2 separate regions of the Homo sapiens genome follow, and region 2 is linked to region 1. A link is an interaction called in ENCODE POLR2A ChIA-PET data of the cell type or tissue named here. Cell type or tissue: GM12878. All regions are shown on one strand.

Region 1 (8,000 bases):
ACCCAGGCTGGAGTGCAGTGGTGCGATCTCCACTCACTGCGACCTCCGCCTCCTGGGTTCAAGCTATTCTTCTGCCTCAGCCTCCCAAGTAGCTGGGACTACAGCTGCCCACCACCATGCCCAGCTAATTTTTGTTTTTGTTTTTGTTTTTTGACGCAGAGTTTTGCTCTTTTGCCCAGGCTGGAGTGCAATGGCACAATCTTGGCTCACTGCAACCTCCTTCTCCTGGCTTCAAGCGATTCTCCTGCCTCAGCCTCCAGAGTAGCTGGGATTACAGGCGCCCGCCATCATACCCTGCTAATTTTTTGTATTTTTAGCAGAGATGGGGTTTCACCATGTTGGCCAGGCTGGTCTCGAACTCCTGACCTCAGTTGATCCACCCACCTCAGCCTCCCAAAGTGCTAGGATTACAGGCATGAGCCACCGCGCCCGGTCTTTTTTTTTTTTTTTTTTTTTTTTTTTTTTTGAGGTGGAGTCTCACTCTGTCACCGAGGCTGGAGTACAGTGGTGCAATCTCGGCTCACTGCAACCTCTGCCCCCCCAGGTTCAAGTGATTCTCCTGCCTCAGCCTCTTGAGTGGCAGGGATTACAGGCACCCACCAGGCTAATTTTTGTATTTTTGTAGAGACAGGGTTTTACTATGTTGGCCAGGCTGGTCTTGAACTCCTGAGCTCAAGTGAACCACCTGCCCTGGCCTCCCAAGTGCTGGGATTACAGGTATGAGCCACCATGCCTGGCCGTATTCAAAGATTTTCTGATTGGCAACTCGTTGAAAGAGTTAAGCTTTGTCTTGAAATCAGTAGAAATAAATGCTTGAGGTCAGGTGTAGTGGCTCACACCTGAATTCGAGACCAACCTGGGCAACATAGTGAGACCCTCCCCCATCTCTACAAAATTCTTTTTTAATTTTTATTTACTTATTTATTTTTTGAGGCAGAGTCTCGCTCTGTCGCCCAAGCTGGAGTGCAGTGGTGCGATCTTGGCTTACTGCAACCTCTGCCTCCCGGGTTCAGGCAATTCTGCCTCAGCCTCCCCAGTAGCTGGGATTACAGGCTTGCGCCACCATGCCTGCTATTTTTTTTTTTTTTTCAGAGATGGAGTCTCGCTCTGTTGCCCTGGCTGGAGTGCAGTGGCATGATCTCGGCTCACTGCAACCTCTGCCTCCTGGGTTCTAGTGATTCTCCTGCCTCAGCCTCCTGTAGCTGGGACTACAGGCGTACACCGCCATGCCTGGCTAATTTTTTGTATTTTAGTAGATACGGGGTTTCACCATGTTTTCCAAGCTGGTCTCGAACTCCTGAGCTCAGGTAATCTGCTCGCCTCTGCCTCCCAAAGTGCTAGCATTACAGGCATGAGCCACTGCGCCCAGCCAAAAATTGTTTTTAAAAATTAGCTGGGCACAGTGGCATGCACCTGTAATCCCAGCTACTTGGGAGGCTGAGGCGAGAGGATTGCTTGAGCCCAGGAATTCAAGGTTGCCAAGGGTGATGATCACACCATTGAACTCCAGCCTGGGTGACCAATTTATCCCAGTGACATATAATAGTTTCATAACATCCTTGCCAGCATTGAATAATATTGAAAGAATTTTTTTTTTTTTTTGAGATGGAGGCTCACTCTGTGGTCCAGGCTGGAGTGCAGTGGCGCAATCTCGACTCACTGCAAGCTCCGCCTCCCGGGTTCAAGTGATTCTCCTGCCTCAGCCTCCCAAGTAGCTGGGACCACAGGCTCACGCCACCACGCCCGGCTAATTTTTTGTATTTTTAGTAGAGATTGGGTTTCACCGTGTTAGCCAGGATAGTCTCCATCTCCTGAACTCGTGATCTGCCCGCCTCGGCCTCCGAAAGTGCTAGGATTACAGGCGTGAGCCACCGTGCCCGGCCGAAATAATGTTTTGCTAATAGGCTCAGAGGTAATTATTTAAAACATATCTTTCTTTTCTTTTTCTTTTTTTTTTTTTTTGAGATAGGGTCTCACTCTGTCGCCCACACTGGAGTGCACTGGAGCAATCACAGCTTATTGCAGCCCCGACCTCCTGGGCTCAAGTGATCCTCCCACCTTAGCCTCCCAAGTAGCTGGGACTACAGGTGCTGCCACCATGCCTGGCTAATTTTTGTTTTTTTTTTTTTTTTTTTTTTTTAGTAAAGACAGGGTTTCGCCATGTTGCCCATGATGGTCTGGAACTCCTGGGCTCAAGTGATCTTCCCGCCTTCGCCTCCCAAAGTGCTGGGATTACAGGAGTGAGCCACCACGCCTGGTGTAAAACCTAGTTCTTTTATTGCCAATGAGTTTAAATAGCTTTCTTTCTCTTTACTGGCTGGATGTATAGCATGAGGTCTGCACTTCCTTAGTTGTCCAGTGAACCAACTCCCCGGGAGTTGGATTCATCTTGAAATTCAGTAATGCAGTAGTTAAACCCATGAACTCTAGTGGTGGGCAGATTCAGATTCAAACCGTAGCTCTTCCACTTCCCAGCTGTGTGACTCTGAGGTGCCTACTTAACTTCTCTGATCCTCTATTTCCTTGTCTGTAAAATGAACCTTAATGGGCCCATTCCTAGGTTTGTCTGAAGGATTAAATAAGGTAAATAGATAATGAACATCACCTTCCACATAGTTGATGCTCTGTAAATATTAGCTGTTCTTATTCTTTTTTTTTTTTTTGGTTTGGCAAATACTTTATTTTTATTTTTATTTCAGTAGTTTTTGGGGTACAGGTGGTTTTTAGTTATACGAGTAAGTTCTTTAGTGGTGATTTCTGAGATTCTGATGCACCCGTCACCCAAGCAGTGTACACTGTACCAAATGTGTAGTCTTTTATCCCTCACCCTCTCCCATGCTTCCCCTCATTCTTATTATATATTAATATAAATTAACAAGTCTCTGTTCTCCCTCAAGATTGATTTTGTTTTAATCTATAGCAGATTGATTTTTCTGCCTTAGAGGTAGATGGTCCCAGAAGGGGAGCTGACAACCTCTTTCTGTCCAAATAGACTGTGTCCTCGGCTGGCTGACTGGATCTGGGTGTGAGCCTCCCTGAGCAAGCCGGTGAACCTCTCCCATGTGGTCTTAGCTCCCTGAGCAGATGAGTAGGGGCTGACGGGGCTGTGTCTCCAGGACTCTGAGTCTGCTGTGGTCCTGCAGCCTCTGGAGCATGGAAATGGGGGCTAAGGACTCACTAATGGTTTCATTCAAGTCCAGAATTTGTCTTGGTGACTGTTCGCTGCTCACATCCAGATGACCCTATATGCTGTTTGGGAAACTGAGGCAGCCAGGTGGATTCCTCAGGTATTTCAGGGGACAGAATCTGGGGCTTTGACTCCAGCTTGGGTTGCTGCCCATAATGCCTGCTCTTGAAACCTTTTAATTATTTTTATTTCTAATTAACTTTTTTTGAGACAAGGTCTTGCTCTGTCACCCAGGGTGCAGTGCAGTGGAGCTATCATAGCTCATTGCAGCCTCAGTCTCCTGGGTTCAAGTGATCCGCCCACCTAGTAGTTGGGACAACAGGCATATGCCACCACACCCGGGTAATTTTTGTAGCTTTTTGTAGAGATGGAGGTCTCCTTTTGTTGCCCAGGCTTATTCTGAGTCAACATGAGTGACCATGGCCCAAGAAACAGTCTCAAGAGGTCCTGAGAAAGTGTGCCCAAGACGATTGGGTTACAGTTTGGTTTTATGCATTTTAGGAAGACAGGAATTGTAGGTAAAATCATAAATCAGTACATGAAAAGTATACATTGGTTCAGGTCTCAAACTCCTGGGCTCAAGCGATCTTCCTGCCTCGGCCTCGCAAAGTACTGGGATTACGGGCATGAGCCTGCGCCAGACCTCTTAAACCCTTCAGAGTGGCCTTGGCATTCGTTTTGAGGGGGCTTCAGGGAGCCTTAAGGGAGGAGAGGAAAGTCACGCAAACAGGGTGTGCTTGATGCCTGCATTTTCCTCTTTACTGCTGACCTGCTGTTGAGGAGGAAGTTAAGAACATCAGGATATTGGTCTCAAATGAACTACTTCATGAGAATTTTCTTCTAGGAGGAAAAACAAAAACCTCAACTTTCTCGTTACACATCCTTCTAAAAAAGTCCATTAAAAATGTTTCTTGCCAGGCGCGGTGGCTCACGCCTGTAATCCCAACACTTTGGGAGGCCAAAGCAGGTGGATTACCTGAGATCAGGAGTTCGAGACCAGCCTGGCCAACATGGTGAAACCCTGTCTCTACTAAAAATACAAAAATTAGCTGGGCGTGGTGGTGGGTGCCTATAATCCCAGCTAATTAGGAGGCTGAGACAGGAGAATCACTTGAACCTGGGAGGCAGAGGTTGCACTCCAGCCTGGGTGACAAGAGAGAAATTCCACCTCAAAAAAAAAAAAAAAAAAAAAAGTTCCTCATATTCAGAGCCAAGGAAAGGAGATGTACTCCCAGACCACAACTTCTGTTTCTGATGGTTTCAAGCATCCAGGAGCCATGACCAGGTCATGAATCTTTTTTTCCCTATTGTGTGGTGTGATGAGTATTTGAATAATACAGCCCATCTGCTGTCATTTGGAAACCGGTGATGATGTGTGGTCTATTTGTAAATTGAGTGCAGCACATCTAATATGTGATAGTTTCCTAAGATGTGAATGGCTCCATTTCTCCAGCAGGACCGTGTTTTGAAAATGAATAAAAGGTTAGCTTCAGATTAGCATTAAAAGCAAGAGTTTTAGAATTACAGGCTTCATATCTTGGCTTTGACACTTAACATGTAGGGGACCTTGACAAGTTATTTAAGTTTCTGGGTTCTCATCTGAGAATTAGGATGATAGTACCTCTTTGACTGGATTGTCGTAGAGATGTCGTAAAGATTGGAAATAATGAAACACCTGGACCAAGTTATGGGTACCCAAAAAGTTGCAGTTTTTACCATTGGATGAATGAATCTTTGAGGCCCACACTGTGGTAGGGAGTGGATTTTTAAAAAACAATTTGTTTTTGGTTTTTTTTTAGATGGAGTCTCGCTCTGTCACCGAGGCTGGAGTGCAGTGGTGCGATCTTGGCTCACTGTAGCCTCCACCTTCCTGGTTCAAGCGATTCTCATGCCTCAGCCTCCCGAGTAGCTGGGACCACAGGCGCCCACCACCACACCCAGCTAATTTTTGTATTTTTGGTAGAGATGGGGTTTCACCTTGTTGGCCAGGCTGGTCTCAAACTTCTTACCTCAAGTGATCTGCCCGTCTCAACCTCCCAAAGTGCTGGGATTACAGATGTGAGCCACCGCGTCTGGCCTAAAAATTTATTTATTTAGAAACGAGTCTCACTCTACTGTCCAGGGGCTGGTCTTTTTTTGAGATAAAGTCTCACTCCGTCGCCCAGGCTGGAGTGCAGTGGTGCAATCATATCTCACTACATCCTTGATCTCCTGGGCTCAAGCGATCTTCCCACCGCAGCCTCCCAAGTAGCCAAGAGTACAGGTTCATGCCATCACACCCCGCTCATTTTGTATTTCAATGGAAGACAGGGTTTCACCGTGTTGCCCAGACTGGTCTCCAACTCCTGGGCCCAAGAGATCCACCCACCTTGGCCTTCCAAAGTGCTGGGATTATAGGTGTGAGCCACCAGGCCTGGCCTGTCCGGGCTGCTCTTGAACTCCTGAGCACAAATGATCCTCCCACCTCAGCCTCTCAAGTAGCTGGGACTATGGGTGAGCCCTGCTCAGCCTAGCTGAGTGGATTTTAATGACAGGTGTTCCTGTCATGAGTTCTTGAGGTTTGCAGGGTGTAGTAAGCTTTATTCATCCATTACCTTATTTGATCTTCCCATGAATGACTCAGATGGAATGCACAGAGCATGTGTCAATAAATACCCCATTTTGCTATGTTGCCCAGGCTGCTCTTGAATTCCTGGACTCAAGAGATCCTCCCGCCTCGGCCCCCCAAAGTGCTGGAATTACAGACATGAGCCACTACATCTGGCCTTGTCAGCGTTTTCTAGCCTTTCAAGGTAGGAAGGAGCTTGGGTATCTGAGGCAAATACTGCTGGAAGTGAGATCTTGAGCAGGCCATTTTCTTCCTCTCCCAGGGTGGTGGCAAGAGCCGCCCCTGGCCCCACTCAAGGGGCCTGGACTGGAAGGTATGGCAGCTCACAGTGCGGTCTGCCCTCAGGTGACCTTGGCCACAGCAGTGGATTCTGGTGTCACCTGTGAGGCTCACAAGGCAGCACCCCAGGAGCCCTTGTGCTGCGGGTTCCCAGGGGGAGTGGGTAGGAGATGGCCGGGCAGCTGGCAGTAACCTTGACCCTGATGGGCTGTGTTTCTCCAACTTTCCCACCATCCCTCCAGCCTGAAGAGATGGGATGTGCAGCTCTTGACCTGCAGCCGCCCACCCCAACTGCGACCTCGCTTTGAAGCTTCAACTTCTATTTTTAAAGCTAATGTTAATTTTACATTCGATTCCATGATATATCCATGTTTATTTTACTATAAAGCATATTTTCCCCTAACTTTAGAGTCAAATGGGTGCTCTGGGAAGATGTTTATGTTTTTTCTGTGGCTTCCGCTACTCCCAGCACAGCGACTCCAACCAGTTTTAAAAATGTGGATTAGTACCAAAGAGGATGATGAACCATTAGACACAATTAGGATGAGAAATGCCGAGATTATTTATTTATTTATTTTTAGAGACAGGGTCTAGCTCTGTCTCCTAGGCTGGACTGCAGTGGTGCCATCATAGCTCAATGCAGCCTTGAACTCCTGAGCTCAAGTGATCCTCCCGCTTCAGCCTCCTGAGTAGCTCCCAAGTGCACACTGCCATGCCCAGCTAATTTTTTTCATTTTCGGTAGAGACAGGGGTCTTGCTGTGTTGCCCAGGCTGGTCTCCAACTTCTGGGCTCAAGCAATCTTCCCACTTCGGCCTCCCAAAGTGGTGAGATTATAGGTGTGAGCCACCGTGCCTGGTGGAGAAACGAATAGTTTAATAGCACTTTTATCCAATGTGCTTTGTTGGTTGAGTAACTGACTTTGGTTCAGGTAGAGAATTATTAAGATGCATTACCTCAAATGTAAACATTTTATTTTATTTTTTTCCGTGGCTAGCCGCACAGAGTCCTATATACCTCTCCAGCAGCACTCACCTGGAGAAGCTGCTATGGATGCCAGCTACTGTTATTTCTCCCTTCCCAATAAATATTTCATTTTCACTTAAAATATGTCAGTGTACATTGGTTCCCTGATCTGCTCTCAGATGGCCAAGGGCTTATGTTTGAGTAGGTCACAGGTTCATCTTTCTGTATGAGGCGTACATGCAACGTATAATCCACTTTTTTAATCCTACTTTTTTTTTTTTTTTTTGAGACAGGGTCTCGCTCTGTCACCTAGGCTGGAGGGCAGTGGTTCACTCACGGTTTTCTGCAGCCTTGACCTCCTGGGCTTAACCCATCTTCCTGCCTCAGCCTCCTAAGTAAGCAGGGATCACACACACCTGGCTAATTTTTTTATTTTTTTAATTTTTTGAAACAGAGTCTCCCTCTGTCGCCCCGGCTGGCGTGTAATGGTGCGATCTCAGCTCACTGCAACCTCTGCCTCTCTGGTTCAAGCAAACCTCTTGCCTCAGCCTCCCGTGTAGCTAGGATTACAGTCGTGCACAACGCCACATCTGGCTAATTTTTGTATTTTAGCAGAGATTGGTTTTCACTATGTTGTTCGGGCTGATCTCGAACTCCTGACTTCAAGTGATCCACCCACCTTGGCGTCCTAAAGTGCTGGGATTACAGGCATGAGCCACCATGCCTGGCCTTGGCTAATTTTTTTGATTTTTAGTAGAGACGAAGTCTGGCTATGTTGCCTAGGCTGGTCTCGAACTCCTGGGCTCAAGCATTCCTCCCAGCTCAGCCTCCCGAAGTGCCGGAATTGCAGATGTGAGCCACAGCGCCCGGCCTTCCTTCTACATTTTAATAATTCCTGCTGAGATTTTACAGTTGTCTTGCCTGGTCTAATTCCATAATTCTACAGGAAGTTTGTTTTATTG
Region 2 (8,000 bases), 290 kb after region 1:
AATGCTAAGATTACAGGCATGAGCCATTGCATCTGGCCTTTTTATTTTTATTTTTGAGGTGGAGTTTCGCTCTTGTCACCCAGGCTGGAGTTCAATGGTGGGATATCAACTCACTGCAACCTCTGCCTCCCAGGTTCAAGCAATTCCCCTGCCTCAGCCTCCTGAGTAGCTGGGATTACAGGAATGTACCAGCATGTCAGGCTAATTTTGTATTTTTAGTACAGACAGGGTTTCTCCATGTTGGTCAGGCTGGTCTCACACTCCCAACCTCAGGTGATCCGCCCACCTCAGCCTCCCAAAGTGCTGGGATTACAGGTGTGAGCCACCGTGCCCAGTCTTGTTTACCATTTTTTTTTTGAGACGCAGTCTCACTCTGTTTCTTGCAGTGCCGCGATCTTGGCTCACTGTAACCTCCACCTCCCGGGTTCAAGCAATTCTCCTTCCTGAGCCTCCCGAGTAGCTGGATTACAGGCATGCGCCACCACGCGAGAGTGGGCTTCACCATGTTGGCCAGGCTGGTCTCGAACTATTGACCTCGTGATCCACGCCTCGGCTTCCCAAAGTGCTGGGATTACAGGTGTGAGCCACCGTGCCCAGCCCTTATTTACCAGTTTTTAAATTCACGTTAATTTGCGATTTTGGTGAAAAACTATTTCATGGGAATTCTGACTTCTAGTAAGGAAAAATGACTTATTTTACACAGACTTTCTGTAATAGAAGCTGGTGAGTTTGAGTTCGGCTAATTACAAGGAGTGTTGCAGCTTCCTGTCACTCCCCCTCGCTTAAGTAGATTCTCAGTTTTCAGATTTTTTTTTAGAATTAAAGTTATTAACAGACTGTTTCCGCTAAGAATAATTTCGAAGACAGAATCTGAAAGAACATATTAAGTAATAATCAGGTCGGGCGTGCCTGTCACCCTCAGCCCTGCAGACATAAGCTAACGCTAGACCGTTGGGACTGGTCTCCAGGGAATCTGTAAGTTGAGACATTGGTCCCCTCATTGTCTCCTATTTAATGGCTTTCTATACCAGAAGAAGTAAGTGTGGATTAAAAGTTAAGCTCAGTTTACCCACAGCTATCTTCACTATATTGAGATTTTTGGCTTTTCAAAGAAGTGAAGTAGGTGATTGCCCTTGGTAATAGGGGCAGAAAACATGGGGCAGGCTGCAATTAACATTTTACATTACTCGTTTAGTGATGAAATAGCTTCCAGAAAACAAATTCAGGTTCTGTTTGGTGATAATGTTACATTTAACTACAGAGATAAAGTTTTAAACATAATGATATTTTGTGTTTTTAGTAGAGATGGTGTTTCTGATTGAATTGAGATCCATTGCATTCTAATAAAATTCTATCTAATAATACTTCAATAAGAATATTAAAATAGCTACTACTTATTGTTCTCCCATTATTTAGCAGGCTTTGTTGATACTGATTTTTTGTTTTGTTTTGTTTTTTTTTTTTTTGAGACAGAGTCTTGCTCTGTCACCCAGGCTGGAGTGCAGTGGTGTGATCTCAGCTCACTGCAACCTCTGCCTCCTGGGTTCAAGCAATTCTCCTGCCTCAGCCTCCTGAGTATCTGGGACTACAGAAGCACACCACCATGCCCGACTAATTTTTGTATTTTTAGTAGAGATGGGGTTTCACCATGCTGATCAGGTTGGTCTTGAATTCCTGACCTCGTGATCCGCCCACCTCTGTCTCCCAAAGTACTGGGATTAGAGGTGTGAGCCACTGCTCCCAGCCTGTTGATACTGATCTTTAGGGAATCTTTAGAACCTTGGTTCCTTTATCATGACTGTAAATTAATGTAAAACAACCTGCAAGTAATACTAAGTTATCAATATTCATAATTGGTAGACAAATGTGTCAAACATTTTACATGCATTATCTAATTTAATATGCACAAAATCCTATGACATAGGACTGTGGTTCTCCATTTTTTTAAATGAGGAAACTGACTGTTAACTGACAAACTGAGAGTTAATCTACCTACCACAACTTGCACAAGCAAATGAAAATTGTTACTGCTCAAAGCATTTTTGAAATTCTTTTGAGATTACGTGTACGTAGTTTCCATGGCATGTAAGAAAATCTTGGTCGGGCACAGTGGCTTAAGCCTGTAATCCCAGCACTTTGGGAAGCCGAGGCAGGTGGATCACCTGAGATCGGGAGTTTGAGACCAGCCTGGCCAGCATACTGAAACCCCATCTCTACTAAAAATACAAAAATTAGCTGGGTGTGGTGGCGGGCGCCTGTAATCCCAGCTACTCAGGAGGCTGAAGCAGAAGAATCGCTTGAACCCGGGAGGCAGAGGTTGCAGTGAGCTGAGATCGTGCCATTGCACTACAGCCAGGGGACAAGAGTGAAACTCCATCTTGGAAAAAAAAAAAAAAAAAAAAAAAAAGAGGCCGGGTGCGGTGACTCACGCCTATAATCCTAGCACTTTGGGAGGCCAAAGTAGGCAGATCATGAGGTCAGGAGTTCAAGACCAGCATGACCAATATGGTGAAACCCCATCTCTACTAAAAATACAAAAATTAGCTGGGCGTGGTGGCATGCGCCTGTAATCCCAGCTACTCAGGAGGCTGAGGCAGGAGAATGGCTTGAACCTGGGAGGTGGAGGTTGCAGTGAGCCAAGATTGCACGCCACTGCACTCCAGCCTGGCGACAACGAGACTCTGTCCCCCCACCAAAAAAAGAAAAGAAAGAAAATCTCACCATTAACTAATCATTCTAACTCCCTTCTTCACTGTAAACTATTAAATTCACCTTGATTATTTTATTAATTGGGTTTAGCACTGAATAACTTTAGGGGATTCACAGAAATCAAATATACCCTCCAAAGACAGATTTATCCCCAGTGAAGGTACTCAAAAGAATATGCAATTTCAAAATATACCCCCAAGAGTATTTAATGGCAGCATTGTTGGAACAAGAACATAGCTACATGCTTAAAGTTATTGTTTTGAAAGGAATAGCACCCTTTTAGAGGTGTAAATCCTGAGAGGTGGTGAGGTCAGCCATGTTACTTAACTCTTAGCCAACACAGGTTTAATACTGAGCATCCTGAAATATGCGATAGGGAAAGCCAAACAGAATTACTATTGTTTTCGAAAAGTTGATTTTTAAAAAACTGACTTTTTAGCCAGGAGTGATGGCGTGTGCTTGTAGTACTAGCTACTTGGCAGGCTGAGGTGGGAGGATCTCTTGAGCCTGGGATTTGAAGGCTGCAGTGAGCAATGATTGTGCCACTGTACTGCAGCCTAGGCAACAGAGCGATACCCTATCTCTAAAAAAAACAAAAACAAAAACAAAAAAACCCTGGCTTAATGTTATGTTAATATTTACATCTCAGTGTTTTTAAAACATAAAGATCAGTTATTTTGGCCAGGTGTGGTGGCTCATGCCTCTAATCCCAGCACCGTGGGAGGCCAAGGTGGGAGGATCACTTGAGGCCAGGAGTTTGACACCAGCCTGGGCAACACAGCGAGACCCCATCTCTACCAAAAATAATAATAATAATAAAGATCAGTAACTACCCAGGCCAAAACGCAGTGGCTCAATTTCAGCCTCCCGAGTGGCTGGGACTACAGCCACGTGCCACTGTACCCAGCCCAAGATTAGTAATTTTAAAATTAAAAGTAAATTTTAAGCCTCAAGACTGCCAGAGAAAGAAATGAACTCCTTATTGTCACAGTGAGCTGAGGAGGGACACTTACAGCCTGAGCTGGTGAGTTCTCAGCAGCCAGCAGTGCAAGCGATAGGCCGTGTGGGCCAAACAAAAGTGAATCATGGTGACACTGGGCCCAGAGCACCTGGAGCAAGACAAGGAGGACCCAGGTCAGTCCCGTTAGAGTTTCCAAACTGCTGCACCCATTCATCAATCGGCCACAGCCCCCCTATACGCATGCGCATGTGCCCTGCAATGATATGGAGGAAGTACTCTTCAGGAAAGGGACAGACCCTAGTTCTTTAAAACCCACTTTTGGCAGCAATAGGAGCTCACTGTAACCTTAACTCTTGTGTGGCTCTGAAGGTTTAGAGTCTGGTGTGAGCTCGAGTTGGCTTTGTTAACAGTTAGTGGAACTGTGAGCTGGATATTTGAGACAAGTTATAGATGTAACAAGGGAGAAAGACAGCTTCCTTTATGCTGAGAGATCAGCTTCCTCCAGCCCTTCCACATCCCTTGGGCATCACCTGGAAACCTAAGCTTATCCCCAAGTGTAGGGCTAAAAGCTGTTTGTTCCATCCTTCCCTGAAGTCTGCTTCAGAACTGCAGCAGCTCCCTTGAGGACCCACACCTCTCGAACTCAGCCTTACCCTTCTTCCATCTCTCTCTTGGGAATAGTAACTGAAACCTGAGATGGGCGGGGTTGTCTGACGCCAGCTGTCTGTCTGGTGCCAGCTGAACCCAGCCCCTCCACCAGTCTTTGAGAGCATGCTCAGTGGCTGGTGGATACCCTGATTTCTCTGTAGGCCTCAGGGTACTATGGGCATGTCGCATTCATCACCCCCTCCCATAATACCACTGGTAGTTTTTATGGGTATCGAGGGCCTGGGGTAGGGATAAAGGGTATGGGTACAAGCCCCAAGTGAATCATGGTATGATACTTTTGATGGTAACTGAAAGGTAAGACATTTAAATCATTCTTAGTGATGAACTCATTTTTTTCTAATGCCCTAGTGACTACTACTGAACCTTCTCCGTTATTCCCTAAGAACAGTTAGCAGTGTCCCTGTGATCCCACCACTGTGCCTTCTTTCGAGAAGGCCCCAAGTATATATATATTTTTTGAGACGGAGTTTTGCTCTTGTTGCCCAGGTTGGAGTGCAATGGCATGATCTCGGCTCGCCGCAACCTCCACCTCCCAGGTTCAAGTAGTTCTGCCTCAGCCTCCCAAGTAGCTGGGATTATGGGCATGTGCCACCATACCTGGCTAATTTTGTATTTTTAGTAGAGACGGGGTTTCTCCATGTTGGTCAGGCTAGTCTCGAACTCCCAACCACAGGTGATCCACCTGCCTCGCCCTCCCAAAATGCTGGGATTACAGGCATGACCTACCGCGCCCGGACCCCAAGTATCTTTCTTACTTCCATTTCCACTGACTATTTGTGGCTGCTTTTCCTATCTTGTTTCATCCCGTCCAATGAATTCCAAATCATCACTGTCATCAGTAACATCACTTTCCTCAAAAATAACAGCTGCCGCCGGGCGCGGTGGCTCACGCCTATAATCCCAGCACTTTTGGAGGCTGAGGCAGGCGGATCACGAGGTCAGGAGATTGAGACCATCCTGGCTAACATGGTGAAACCCCGTCTCTACTAAAAATACAAAAAATTAGCCCGGCGTAGTGGTGGGCGCCTGCAGTCCCAGCTACTTGGGAGGCTGAGGCAGGAGAATGGCGTGAACCCGGGAGGCGGAGCTTGCAGTGAGCCGAGATCGCGCCACTGCACTCCAGCCTGGGCGACAGAGCGAGACTCCGTCTGAAAAAAAAAAAAAAATAACAGCTACCATTCATTTTAACACTGTGCCAGGCAATATGCTAAGCCCCTTGCCATGTTTATCCTCAGAATTAATCCTCAAAGTAACTGAGATTGGCCTTCTCATTATCTCCATTTTACAGATAAAGAACCTAAAAACAGAGTTAAGAGATCAAATCAAGATCACACAACCAAATAAGGGTTTTTTTTTTTTTTTTTTTTTTGAGACGGAGTCTTGCTCTGTAGCCCAGGCTGGAGTGCAGTGGCGCGATCTCGGCTCACTGCAAGCTCCGCCTCCCGGGTTCACGCCATTCTCCCGCCTCAGCCTCCCGAGTAGCTGGGACTACAGGTGCCTGCCAACACACCCGGCTAATTTTTTGTATTTTTAGTAGAGACAGGGTTTCACCGTTTTAGCCAGGATGGTCTCGATCTCCTGACCTCGTGATCCGCCCGTCTCGGCCTCCCAAAGTGCTGGGATTACAGGTGTGAGCCACCGTGCCTGGCCCCAAATAAGGGTTTTTAACACCCATGTCATATTATTTTGAGAACCCTGTTGTCACTCCTTTGCTCAGAAACCTTCAAAGGTTCCCATTGTCCAAGGGGTTAAAGTTTATATTTCTCAACTCCTTAGCTATGAGAGGGCTCAATTCCAATCTACACTGTTCCAGTTTATCTCCCATTTTTCTTCTTGGTGAGAGAGCTTAAGAGTCAGGAAACCTAAATTCTAGTCCTGATGTGCCATTCACTAGCTTTGTCCACTGACAGCATAAAATCTGAACAAAAGCAAGTTGGTCAGCCTAGCAGTTATGTCTGACTACTATTGGGCTACAAATGAACAGTCTTGACACAGGTGTTTTCAGTATTGCCAAGTCTTAGATGTACACAGTGAGGCATTGCATAGCCTTAATTTCCAGATTTATTTTTAACCCACTATTTCTTTTTTTTTTTTTCCAAGATGGCGTCTTGCTGTGTCCCCCAGTCTGGAGTGCAGTGGCACAATCTAGGCTCACTGCAACCTCCATCTCCCGGGTTCAAACAATTATCCTGCCTCAGCCTCCCGAGTACCTGGGATTACAGGCGCACACCACCACGCCCAGCGAATTTTTGTATTTTTTAGTAGAGACGGTTTCACCATGTTGGCCAGGCTGGTCTCGAACTTCTGACCTCGTGATCCGCCCACCTCAGCCTCCCAAAGTGCTGGGATTACAGGCGTGAGCCACCGCATCTGGCCCCCATTATTTCTTTTTTGAGATGTTTGTAATAGTGAAAAATTAGAAAAACCTAAATATCCAAAGGTCGAAGATTAACTGGAAAAACTGAATTAACTATAGATTATCATTTGGAACATGCTAATTGCTTTTGGCCAAGTTATTTTTTTGCAGTGAGAATCAAATGACAATGTGTATGAATTTTATTTTATTTTATTTTATTTTTGAGACAGAGTCTCACCCTATCACTCAGGCTGGAGTGCTGAGGCGTGATCTCAGCTCACTGCAACCTCTGCCTCCTGGGTTCAAGTAATTCTTGTGCCTCAGCCTCCCAAGTAGCTGGGATTACAGGCACCAGCCACCACACCTGGCTAATTTTTATACTTTTGGTAGGGATGGGATTTCACCATGTTGGCCAGGCTGGTCTCAAACTCCTGGCCTCAAGTGACCCACCTACCTCGGCCTCCCAAAGTGCAGGGATTACAGGTGTGAGCTACCACACCGGGCCGAAAGTATTTTTATAAAGCCAGGTGTGGTGGTTCACACCTGTAATCCCAGCACTTTGAGAAGTGTAGGTGGGAGGATCACTTGAGCCCTTGGTCTTGAAATCCTGGGCTCAAGCAATCCTCCCACCTCCACTTCCCAAAGTGGGAAGCAGAGCCTGGGCAACAAAATGAGACTCCTTCTCTACAAAAAAATAGAAAGATAAGCTGGGTGTGGTGATGTGTGCCTGCAGTCCCAGCTACACGAGTAGCTGAGGCAGGAGGATCCTTGAGCCCAGGAGATCGTGGCTGCAGTGAGCCATGTTCAAGCTAAACCTCCCAGCTTTCCCAGCCTGGGTGACAGAACAAGACCCCGTCTCAAAAAGAAAAAATAAAAGTATTCTATACTTTTGTTTTTGTAAACCAAAAGTAGCATATAACTATTGATGTGTTTATTGTCATTTGCTATATTTCTATGTTAATTATAAAAATGCTTCAAGCGGCCAGGCACGGTGGCTCATGCCTCTAATTCCAGCATTTTGGGAAGCCGAGGCAGGCGGATCATGAGGTCAGGAGATCAAGACCATCCTGGGCTAACACGGTGAAACCCCATCTCTACTAAAAATACAAAAAATTGGCCAGCATGGTGACGCACACCTGTAGTCCCAGCTACTCGGGAGGCTGAGGCAGGAGAATCACTTGAGCCAGGGAGGTAGAGGTTGCAGTGAGCCAAGATTGTGCCACTGCACTCCAACCTGGGCGACAAAAAAAAAAAAAAAAAAAAGCTTCAAGCTCTACAAAAAATTCCCCAAAGTTTTGAAAATAC

What was found. Peaks named below come from ENCODE experiments on the same cell type or tissue, not always from the same donor. Only the 100,000 strongest peaks of a DNase experiment are listed, where the experiment ranks them.
Region 2: POLR2A ChIA-PET joins it to region 1 with 16 read pairs; 3 of 35 experiments call an interaction of 5 or more read pairs at or near these places.

The regions. Positions count from the first base shown.
Region 1 is chr1:9,665,793-9,673,792 of GRCh38, forward strand. The region is part of intron 1 of PIK3CD (phosphatidylinositol-4,5-bisphosphate 3-kinase catalytic subunit delta); the gene reads left to right. PIK3CD-AS2 (PIK3CD antisense RNA 2) reads right to left here. Exons shown (of 2, transcript NR_126367.1): 2 at 6,634-6,927. Among named protein-coding and RNA genes, the nearest start is that of PIK3CD-AS1, 15 kb to the left of the region's middle. In GM12878, no CTCF peak of the experiment used is centred here; no DNase peak of the experiment used is centred here; H3K27ac peaks cover 556 bases.
Region 2 is chr1:9,956,992-9,964,991 of GRCh38, forward strand. The region is part of intron 1 of NMNAT1 (nicotinamide nucleotide adenylyltransferase 1); the gene reads left to right. It also overlaps the pseudogene TMEM274P. Among named protein-coding and RNA genes, the nearest start is that of MIR5697, 6.4 kb to the right of the region's middle. In GM12878, no CTCF peak of the experiment used is centred here; DNase peaks (open chromatin) are centred at 4,120 and 4,330; H3K4me3 peaks cover 267 bases; H3K27ac peaks cover 659 bases.